Regions from separate parts of the Homo sapiens genome. Here region 1 is linked to region 2. The links are chromatin loops, found by intact Hi-C in ENCODE. Cell type or tissue: PC-3. All regions are shown on one strand. Region 1 overlaps ATP2B1 (ATPase plasma membrane Ca2+ transporting 1). Region 2 overlaps ATP2B1 (ATPase plasma membrane Ca2+ transporting 1).

Region 1 (5,000 bases), 65 kb before region 2:
TAAATTTCTGCTGTAACTTTTTATGCACTTGTTTTTATACTATAACATGTTTATTACCTAAATCTCTTTGAAATATTCATTTGTTCTGTAATGAAATTTAGTTTAAAAGGTTCCAAATGAGGAGGTTTTAGTTCCTGAAATCCAAAACCTGGTTATAAATCTCACAAGAAAGGTGTGGTTCTCCAGCATTAATGTGCATGAAGAATCACCTGGGGGAGTTACTGAAAGTGCAGATTCCTTGGCATTGCCCCTGGAATTTTGATTCAGCAGATTTGAGGTGGGGCCAAATGCTACAGTAGTCTGCATTTTGAGAAACATTGACATTGCATTTATAACTAAGTTAAAGTTACATGGTAGAGATACCTAAATCAGTAGCAAAGTTTGATTTGTTGATGTCGATGGTTTTTGTGACAATCCTAGAACTGATAAATTGAAAATATTTCTGTTATCTATGTATGCCCAGTCTTTCAGAAGATCCATCTGTGGTTACTTAAGTTACTTATTAAGCACTGTAAACTATTAGAGAATGTTCTTTTATTTTCATGTCTTAATGTCTGCCATTTTCAAATGACTTAGACACCAGAGTTTATATTCATAAAAATAATGCATGCTGTATCCTTACAGTAGTGTGTGTTTATCCTTTAGTCTAGCTCTTTGTTAGAAGAAAAGATCGGATATTCCTTCAGACTAAAAGGACATAAGTTAGTGGATAGATAGCTCTCTTTAATTTTAGTTAACAAGCAGTTGCTCTTTCAAAAACAGCAAGTAGATCTTCCAAGAATATTAGTGATAGCATACTAATTGATAATTTACTATTTTATGCATTAAAACAGAAGTTACTGCTGTCTCACTTAAATGTTAAATAACCGTTTGTGTAGTTCACCAATCTACTCTGACTTTTGGAACTATTTTATCTAATACCATATCCACGTGAATTACCTGCCTTTAATAATTTTCCTCTTTAAGACCAGTTTTGAAATGCAGTTGTTTTTTGCTTCATTTATAACAGTATAGCAAATAGCCTGTATCTGCATTTAAAATATATTTTATAATAAAATTAATTTCAAAGCAGGTTCATCTCAAGACTGTTGGGAACCTGTTTTTGTTTGTTCCAAAACTTAGTCTTGTTGGCTACACCTTAAGGTTTATTTAGGAATCATAGCTTGTAATTTACTAAAGCTTATGGTAATCTAAATTAATAAATATTTTTGGCAGAGAGGTCCAAATAAACTGTGGGCACATTTTTTTTTGCCATATTTTTAAAAGCTATTTTCTATTAAATTTTTCCTAGGACAGTGTCAGCTATTCCAAATCGTATGTGGTGTTTTTAGTTATAAGAATATTTGGTATTTCTAAGTACAGTGACTTCCAACAATATGGTTTCTTAAAATATGGGATACCTGCTTTTGTAGTAATACTACTGTCACCTGGGCCTCTGAGGGAACAAATAAAGGTAGTGTTGAATGGACCAATGCTTGCTTACACTGTGAAATCTGAGATTACACTGCCTAACTGTAAACTGGCATGACTACTGTACAGACCTGATAAATTTAGGAGTCAAATTTATGTTTTCTGAAAAAAATAGGTCTTAAAGAAGATTTGACTGTTTAACTTGAAAGATGCTTTTTAAATACTTTTTTATTAACAATGTGGATCTATTATTCATTGTATTAACCCTGTGAGTGAGTTCTCTCTCAGGAGGATTTTAAATAATAATCTTGTACTCTCAAAACTCTCAGATCTGCTGCTTTAATCTACCTTTCATATTTGTGCCAGAATTTTCTTTTGTTTTTCAATAACCTATTTTAAACCACAGTTTCTTCACTAAAACTTTCATCTTTTTTTTATTTTTCTCTTTATCAAAATACAACTTGACTCTGAAGGCCTTTTATAAAGTAGCTCAGTGTTTTCTAAATTGTGTTTTAGAATGCTGGTTCCAAAAAATATTAATAGGGATTTCCTGGGGGAAAGAGGCACAACCAAACTCCAGGATATGCTGGTTTATGCAGTTTGGAACTTCTCTGGTACTTCAAGGTGCTAATAAGGGCTGAATCTAAATGTGGCTAGTGTTTTGTCCTCTCATTTCACAAAACTCCCTTTAGTGGAACATCTCACCTTGTTAACTTTGTGTACCAGGATCACTGCTTTGCACAACTCCAGGGGATGCTGTTCACATACAACACAAAATGAATTGTGTTTCCTGGAGTTGAGAGCTGTGTTGCATACTGTAGTATTGCTGACTGTCCACTGTGTGACGGTCTTAGAGTCTGGTGGTCCCTCATCCTTTTGTTGTGAATGTGTATGTGTTTTTCCTCTCACCTGATAGGACCCTTAGGGGCCAGATGCTGTGCTTGATGCCTATAAGTCCTAGCACTTTGGGAGGCTGAGGCAGGAGGTTCGCTTGAGGCCAGGAGTTCGAGGCTGCCTGGGTGACACAGCAAAGAACCTGTTTACCAAACAAAAAAACCAAATTAACTGCCACATTGAAATTCAGAAGTGGAAAAGTCCTGCCTGTAGAGAAGCTAAATTCTACTGTCCTAGTAACATTCTGTGAAATGTATGTAGCTATCTTCCAGAAATAAAACATTGCCTTATGAACCCATCTGAGTAAGGTTAAAATTCCAAAGGTAAAAAGGTTTTAAAAATCTCCCAGAAAAATTTCCTTAACCTTCTCTGCTTTACTTTAACAGAAGCTACACAATGTCTAAATCCTAAACCAATATGCCAAAAAAAATAGTACCTGAACATTTGCTGGATAAAGTTCTATATATCGTGATATAGAACCCTATATCTTATCTCAGTTCTTTTATGTTATCTCCAAATGAATTACTAAGACAAAGGGATAATAAATGGGAAGTGTACAACCCGGAGGACTTCAGACCAGAAAATCAAAGAGAGATGATGGGAAAGGGTGGAGTAATGCTGAGTTTTGAAGAATGGGCACATTTAGACAGACCAAAGACTGAGCATCATATCATTGCTGCCGTTCCATGAACTGAGAGCAAACTGTTAGATCATGACCTGCTACAGAATCACTAGGCATCAGGAAGAAGAGTAGGTATATGGTCTGTATTAGAGTATAGCAATGGATTATTCTTCCAGCTGCCAAGAAGTCAAGAAGGAAAGCCTGTATTTGACTTTATCATTTCTATTGAATGTCTGAGTGATACATAGAGTAGTAATTTTAGACATTTAAGTAACTAAAGATTTATATAGCTTTAGTATGTAAGCTGTTATATTTAAAAATGCTTGAAAAAATAAGAGTTGTTCTCCAGAAATTATTCATTTTCCTATGATTAGCACAGCTGAGACCTTACAGGTGCACTGCTATTGAGTATTCTCCCAACCTTTTAAATTTTATAGGTCTAATTGTTGGTAAGGTATTGTGGAAGGAGTTCTAAGACTTGCTCCTGCTTTAATTGACGTTGCAATAATAATCATAATAAAATTGTTGGTCAAAGAGTAGCACAGGAGTGGTTTTGGTAGTGAAGAAAATAAAAAGAAATCTGAAGGTAGAGATGAATGGAATCAGCAAAAGTGAAATTGGTTAGATTAGTAAGTTGTTTTTCTACTGGGACACTCATGGATGATACTGACATATACTCCATTCTCCCTTGCTAATATCTAGATTTTTTTAGTACCTCTAATACTAAGAGATTTTTAATTTCTTTGCTATACTTCTGTCCTTTTCTTCTCTATTCATGCTCAAAAGAAAGTAAGTGCTATAACTACTCTTTTTTGTTTGCTTAAAAAATGACTCATGAACTTAAGGTACTTAAGTGTGGACACTCCTGACAACTAATACCATAGCGGAGAACTACTGAGTTAAAGGGTACCAGTGCAAATAGAGGGCTGAAAACAAGGAAGGTCAGTCAGTGAATGGGAAAGAAATATGACAAAGCCTAGGAAAGGGAGCTCCTCTAGCATCAAACTGTCTGCATGTCGAGTCTCAGAAAAACAAGGATTCGTCAGTCAACCCCTTTCTGCATGCACAGTGGATTTAGGGTAAAGTTTATGTTACCCTGTCTTTGGCCGAGCGCAGTGGCTCCTGCCTGTAATCCCAGCCCTTTGGGAGACTGAAGCAGGAGGATTGCTTGACCACAGGAGTCTGAGACCAGCCTGGGCAACATGACAAAACCTCATCTCTACTAAAAAAAAAAAAAAAAAAAAATTTAGCCAGGCATGGTGTCGTGTACCTGTAGTCCTAGCTACTTGGGAGGCTGAGGTAGGAGGATCGCTTGATTCTAGGAGGTAGAGGTTGCAGTGAACTGAGATTGTGCCACAGCACTACAGCCTGGGCGACAGAGGGAGACCGTCTCTGTCTCAAAAAATAGATGACCCTGCCTTTGAGCTTAAGCACTACTGTTTTTATGTACATAATTTAATGCTGGAACTTGATCACCTCCGGCCCTCCTGCTGACAGCATTTCTTTTGCTAGAAATACCCACCTTTCTCAGAGCCTGTGTCTCCTTTGGTTTTGGTTTTTACTCCATGATATGTTAAGGACTCACCAGATTTAAATGTGAAATTTATCTTCACCACTAAAAAGCCCACTTGTCTTGGATAAATCACTTGGTTTCTTTAACTCCTCAAAAAGTACAAAGTCAGGGGGTTTTGATTTTTCTCTCTTGAAAATTTGGCTTTTAACAAAATTTGTATAGCAAAAACAGGTTACCCGCTCCCCCCAAACTTTCAACCATTTATTTCTTTATTCTGTTAGGTTTGCCTTCCAATTTTGTCTTTTAACTACTTTGTCATCATTTTGACGTTTCGTCTGTGATACACCGTGTTTGATTTATGAAGATAAATACATTTATTGAAAAGCTAAATTATCTAAGATTTCAGTTAAACAAGTGGCATATTACTAGCATTTAACTCTGCCTCTTGCCAAACATATACTAAAATGAGAATAAGGGAATTCTTTTTTAAAAAAGCCATAAATCCACAAGGGAGAAGAGAAACCCACACCAAAATTTTAGAAGGCGTTGACTTAGTAGACT
Region 2 (5,000 bases):
CTTTTCACAGCATATACATATATCAAAATATTTTGCTGTATATCCTAACTATATGCAGTTTTATCAATCATACTGCAGTAAAGCTGGACAAAATATTTATCAGTGCATTTTTAAATAATAATCTATTGTATATTCACATAGATAGCATTTTGATGAAAAATGTTCCCTCAATAATGAATTTTTAAATGAAATAATGTAAAGAGTGGTGTCATATCTCTTTAATGCCCAGCTTTATTGAAGATAGCTCGGTTCTCCTGTCTGCTTCTGTATTTATTATGTCACATTATCACATGCAGTGTAATCTTTGGAAAATTATGTTACACATTAATGAAATATGAGACCAATAATTATGTCTTCAAATTATGAAAATAGGAATCCCTCTCAGGTTTCACGACAGCACTTTGAGAACTACTTCTCTGTACTGTTAATGTACAAACTTGGTACATCACCCAATGAATAGCTCAACTAGGAGGTTTTAAAATGGAATATTTGCCTTGTGGTAGAGAGTATTGACTGAATTTAGATTGTGCATGTCTCTCAGTTGAATATATTTACAAGAGAATACCTTTGATAATACAGGTTTTTATTATTATATTTGAGCTTGGACTTTACTGAAAACATTGTTAAAATTCTTTATATATTTATACATATATATAACTGTAAGCTGTAGTCATTTTGTAACTTTGATCCTTTTTCCCCTATAACTTCTCTAAAAATTTGTAATCATTGTCAGTAGGAAAGGATTTATATTTTGTACTATTTCAAGATTATTTTGGTCTTATCTGTATGATGTAGAGTAGAACTATATATGAAATGATATATGTCATTAATTTGCTTCAAGTTCTCTTTTGAAATATTCAGTAGTTTAGTGATGGATATCCATGTCAGATTCAGAGCTGAAAATTGTATAATTGTCCGTAATTCTTTCCCCTCCTTAACCTCTGTTGTGTTGGTCTTTAAACTTTTTTGGTTATTTACTCTATCAGGAAAAAAATGAGCACATACCTCCAAATGATGCATTTATTAATTATATTTATAACTATATAATTTGTATATTTTCAGCATATAGAAAAAATAGAAATTGAAAGTAAAAGATAAAGCTGGGCACAGTGGCTCATGCCTGTAATCCCAGCACTTTGGGAGGCTGAGGTGGGAGGATTGCTTGAGGCCAGGAGTTCGAGGCCAATCTGGGCAATGTGGCGAGATCCCATCTCTACAGAAAATTTTAAAATGAGCTGGGCGTGGTGGCATGCGCCTTGTGGTCTAAGCTACTTGGGAGGCTGAGGTAGGAAGATTGCTTGAGCATGCAGTGAGCCACATTGGCACCACTGCACTCCAGCCTGAGCAACAAAGTGAGACTCTGTCTCAAAAAAGAAAAAATTAAAATTTAATGTTTGCTTTCTTCTTGTAGCCATAAAACATTATTGTTAACCTGATTTAGGTCTAAGTTTAATTTCAGAAGTTGGCTTTAATGTCTCGCAGCTAAAAGAAACACAACATTATATAAATCCAAGTGGGAAAAGTGTAGTTACTAAATCATACTCATTTTCATGATACCTACCCACCAGTTATGCAAAGGTATTTGTTAAAATATGACTGGTAAATTCCATTGTCTGATGTCAATCTGTTGTTTTTATATGCTGTTATAAAGTATTGCATTTTTTGTGTAATAAATGACATCAAAACCCAGTAAAATGCTTCACTTGGATAATATGTTAGCTGTGTTTCCAAGTTGGTGAAAGTGGTCAGCATGGTGTTCTATCATCTGATTCTGAGTCCAGAGTTGCTCTAATTCAGAGTTAATCTCCTGTCTTCTGGCTAGAGGGAGGAATGGAGCGGGGAGAGTCATTCTTACAGCCTTGACTGTTAAACAGAATGTAAATCATAAAATCACTTTAACTGGTTATTATACACAATGACACATGGTGATTTCTTGAGCTTGAAAATAATTAAAATAGAAATTCTGGTATTTGTGTTGGAGGGGGTTCTGTTGGATTATCCTGCTTGTACCTCACAGTTGAATCCTGCTGGTGGTTCTCAGGATATTTTTTGTAACTGTTCACGTCAAGTCTTCCATTTCATCCCCAATTGATTTTACTTCATTCCCTGTCTTCCCTCCCAGATTGCTTTTTAGTCAGCACCCTCACACCTCAGATTTTTTCTTCAGTCTGTACTCACCATGCTAGAACACGCTTTAGTCATTTCTAGTGTCATTTATTTACTCATTCTTTTCTTCTGAATAATCCTCCTGCTTTGTCTGTTTGAGAGAACCAATGGCTTTCAGACATTTCAATTCAATTTAAAAAGAAATAACTTCACATAGCAACCCAGAAGCCTGTATTCCTTCATGCGAATTTATAAGTAATCAGCGTTTCAGGAAATAATACTTATCCTTACTACATACATATCCTTTCTATTTTGTTTTGTTCCATTTTTCAGAATGCTGGTCATGAGCCACTGAATTGATTTTGGACTCACAACTAGATTACAGCCCGAAGTCAAAAAGCACTGTTCTGTTATTCTTCACCATTATTGACTATAGAGTTTTGGCTCATTCTCTCCCCCCTCCCCACCTCCCACCCCACATCCTTTTCTGATCTCTATTCTGCCATTTGTACTGATTTTAATCTCTCCCTGGATTTTTTTTTTCTTAGATGGCTGGTTCTCTACCAATATTTGGTAGCTCAAATGTCATGCATACCTCAATGGGGCCTTCTCTGCTCACTGAACCTCAGTTATCCCTCTTTTTTCATTTAATAGCACATCACTATGTTTTTCTTCATGGCACTTGTCGATATGTGAAATTAATTATTTGTGTATTATTATCTGAATTCTTCATATACCGTCCCCAGTCTGAGTATGGATTCCATGAGGAGAGAGAGCTTGTGTGTCTTACTCACTACTGTATTTCTAGCCCCTAAAATAGTGTCTGGCACCTAGCCTGTGCTCAAATGGTTGGAATAACAAGTAGCAGTTTGCTTAACTTTTCATGTTATAAAAGCCAAGTTTTAATCACATTTCAGTAAAAATGACATAGTAAATAAGCATGATTCATGGGTTTCACGTAATACTAACTTCTCATGTATATCTTGTCTATCATATGTAATAATTAATATGGTTAGCTCTTGGTTGAGTGCGAAGAAAGCCTTAGCCACTGCTGTACCTACTTTACCAGTATCCTCACATTTAATCCTCACAATAACTCTGGAATAGCTGGTGGTATCATAATTTGACGATGAAGAAACCAAGTCTCAAAAATTAAGTAACTTGCCTTAGGACTGATATTTCATCTCCTTCAGTGTCCTTACTCTTAACTAGTACCCTACCTAGACTGCCTCCCTCTACTGAGATTAAGAATTACAGAAGCAGGGAACTTGAAAGTGACATAGAGTTCTTATGGAATACTTTGAATTTAATAAAGTATTTATTGCTATAAGTAAAATTGATAAACATAATTAACACAAAAATATGATTTAGACGTACTATATGTATGTTGTCATCAATTCAGAATCTTTTTGATAAGCATTTTCTTTCTTTCCAAATAGTTTGTGGAGAAGTTTCTGTTGGGGAGGAAGAAGGTGAAGGTGAAACTGGTTGGATTGAAGGAGCTGCAATCCTCTTGTCTGTAGTGTGTGTGGTGTTAGTAACAGCTTTCAATGACTGGAGTAAGGAAAAACAGTTTAGAGGTTTGCAGAGCCGAATTGAACAAGAACAGAAGTTCACTGTCATCAGGGGTGGTCAGGTCATTCAGATACCTGTAGCTGACATTACTGTTGGAGATATTGCTCAAGTGAAATATGGTAAGTAAGTAAAAAGAGCAGTACATCTGACACTAAACATAAAATTACTGTAATCTTGTTTATAAGTTTAGTATATCATGCTTTTTATTTTAGGTGATCTTCTTCCAGCTGACGGCATACTTATTCAAGGCAACGATCTTAAAATTGATGAAAGCTCATTGACTGGTGAATCAGATCATGTTAAAAAGTCTTTAGATAAGGATCCCTTACTTCTATCAGGTAAAAATTTCATTTATATCTTTGAACACTTTCCTCTTTCGCAACTATGTACCATTGTCAGCAAACACCATTTTCCTAAGAGTCAATAATATAAAGAGGAATCTGTATTTTATGCTACCTTCTACTGTTGTAATCCTTGCAGACTTTTTTTGGTAAGCTGACAAAAACATTAGAAAACTTTGAATGCAGAGCTATATTTTACAAATGAGGGACCAGAGTCCAAAAAATCAAGAGATTTGAGATTCAGCATTCATGCTAGTGTAATGATAAAACTGAAATATAGGCCTAATGATATCTCTTGAGTTGGTCTGTTATTCTGTATCATGACTATTTTTAATGCCTATTGAAGTATAAAATTAAAGAATGAATATATGTTTAAAGCAAATTAATGAATTCTCTGTGATGCTCTACAAAGGACAGGTTGTTTTTTCTTAAGAACTGGTAAAATCCTTAAAGTTTACCTAATCCAACTCCTTTAACTGCTGAAGAATGAGTTTGAGATATAAACTATTTAGTATTATATGATTAACCAAGAGTAGGTCTAGCAGTCACACCTCCATCTAGTCAGAATTGAATTTGCAAATGGTTAAGATATGTTCTGGGATTGGAGAAGGGAAGGATAGGTGAGGATACTGTTTGAAATGGAGGGTGACAGCTTGGGAGGCTCTTGTAGTAACCTCATTGTGATAGCTTGAACTAAGTTGAACTAAGTAAATATGAAATGGAAGGGGTGGTGGGAAAAATTACAAGTTCGCTTCCAAAACACTGAATGAGAGAAAGCTATAGTATCACAAATTGACCCCCAAGTCATATTAATTATTCTAACTTTTAGGTTCTGGGGTTCCTATTCTTATTTTCCCAGTATTCTATATGGAATTTATGAAATTGTCTATCAGAACTGTACTTGTCAGATTGAATTTATACTAGAGTTTTGGGAAAGCCAAATGTAGCCTTCTACATGTAGTCTTCTGTCATTGTCAG

What was found. Hi-C counts contacts between places; a loop is a spot of excess contacts. Peaks named below come from ENCODE experiments on the same cell type or tissue, not always from the same donor. Only the 100,000 strongest peaks of a DNase experiment are listed, where the experiment ranks them.
Region 1: a loop joins it to region 2, with 4 times the contacts of the local background. A loop is called at or near these places in 10 of 110 quality-filtered maps.

The regions. Positions count from the first base shown.
Region 1 is chr12:89,699,184-89,704,183 of GRCh38, reverse strand. The region is part of intron 1 of ATP2B1 (ATPase plasma membrane Ca2+ transporting 1); the gene reads left to right. Among named protein-coding and RNA genes, the nearest start is that of ATP2B1, 7.2 kb to the left of the region's middle. In PC-3, a CTCF peak has its summit at 2,171; a DNase peak (open chromatin) is centred at 3,803; H3K4me3 peaks cover 643 bases; H3K27ac peaks cover 443 bases.
Region 2 is chr12:89,633,797-89,638,796 of GRCh38, reverse strand. ATP2B1 (ATPase plasma membrane Ca2+ transporting 1) reads left to right here. Exons shown (of 21, transcript NM_001366521.1): 4 at 3,546-3,800; 5 at 3,894-4,019. Among named protein-coding and RNA genes, the nearest start is that of ATP2B1, 73 kb to the left of the region's middle. In PC-3, no CTCF peak of the experiment used is centred here; DNase peaks (open chromatin) are centred at 1,846 and 2,166; H3K4me3 peaks cover 675 bases; H3K27ac peaks cover 2,005 bases.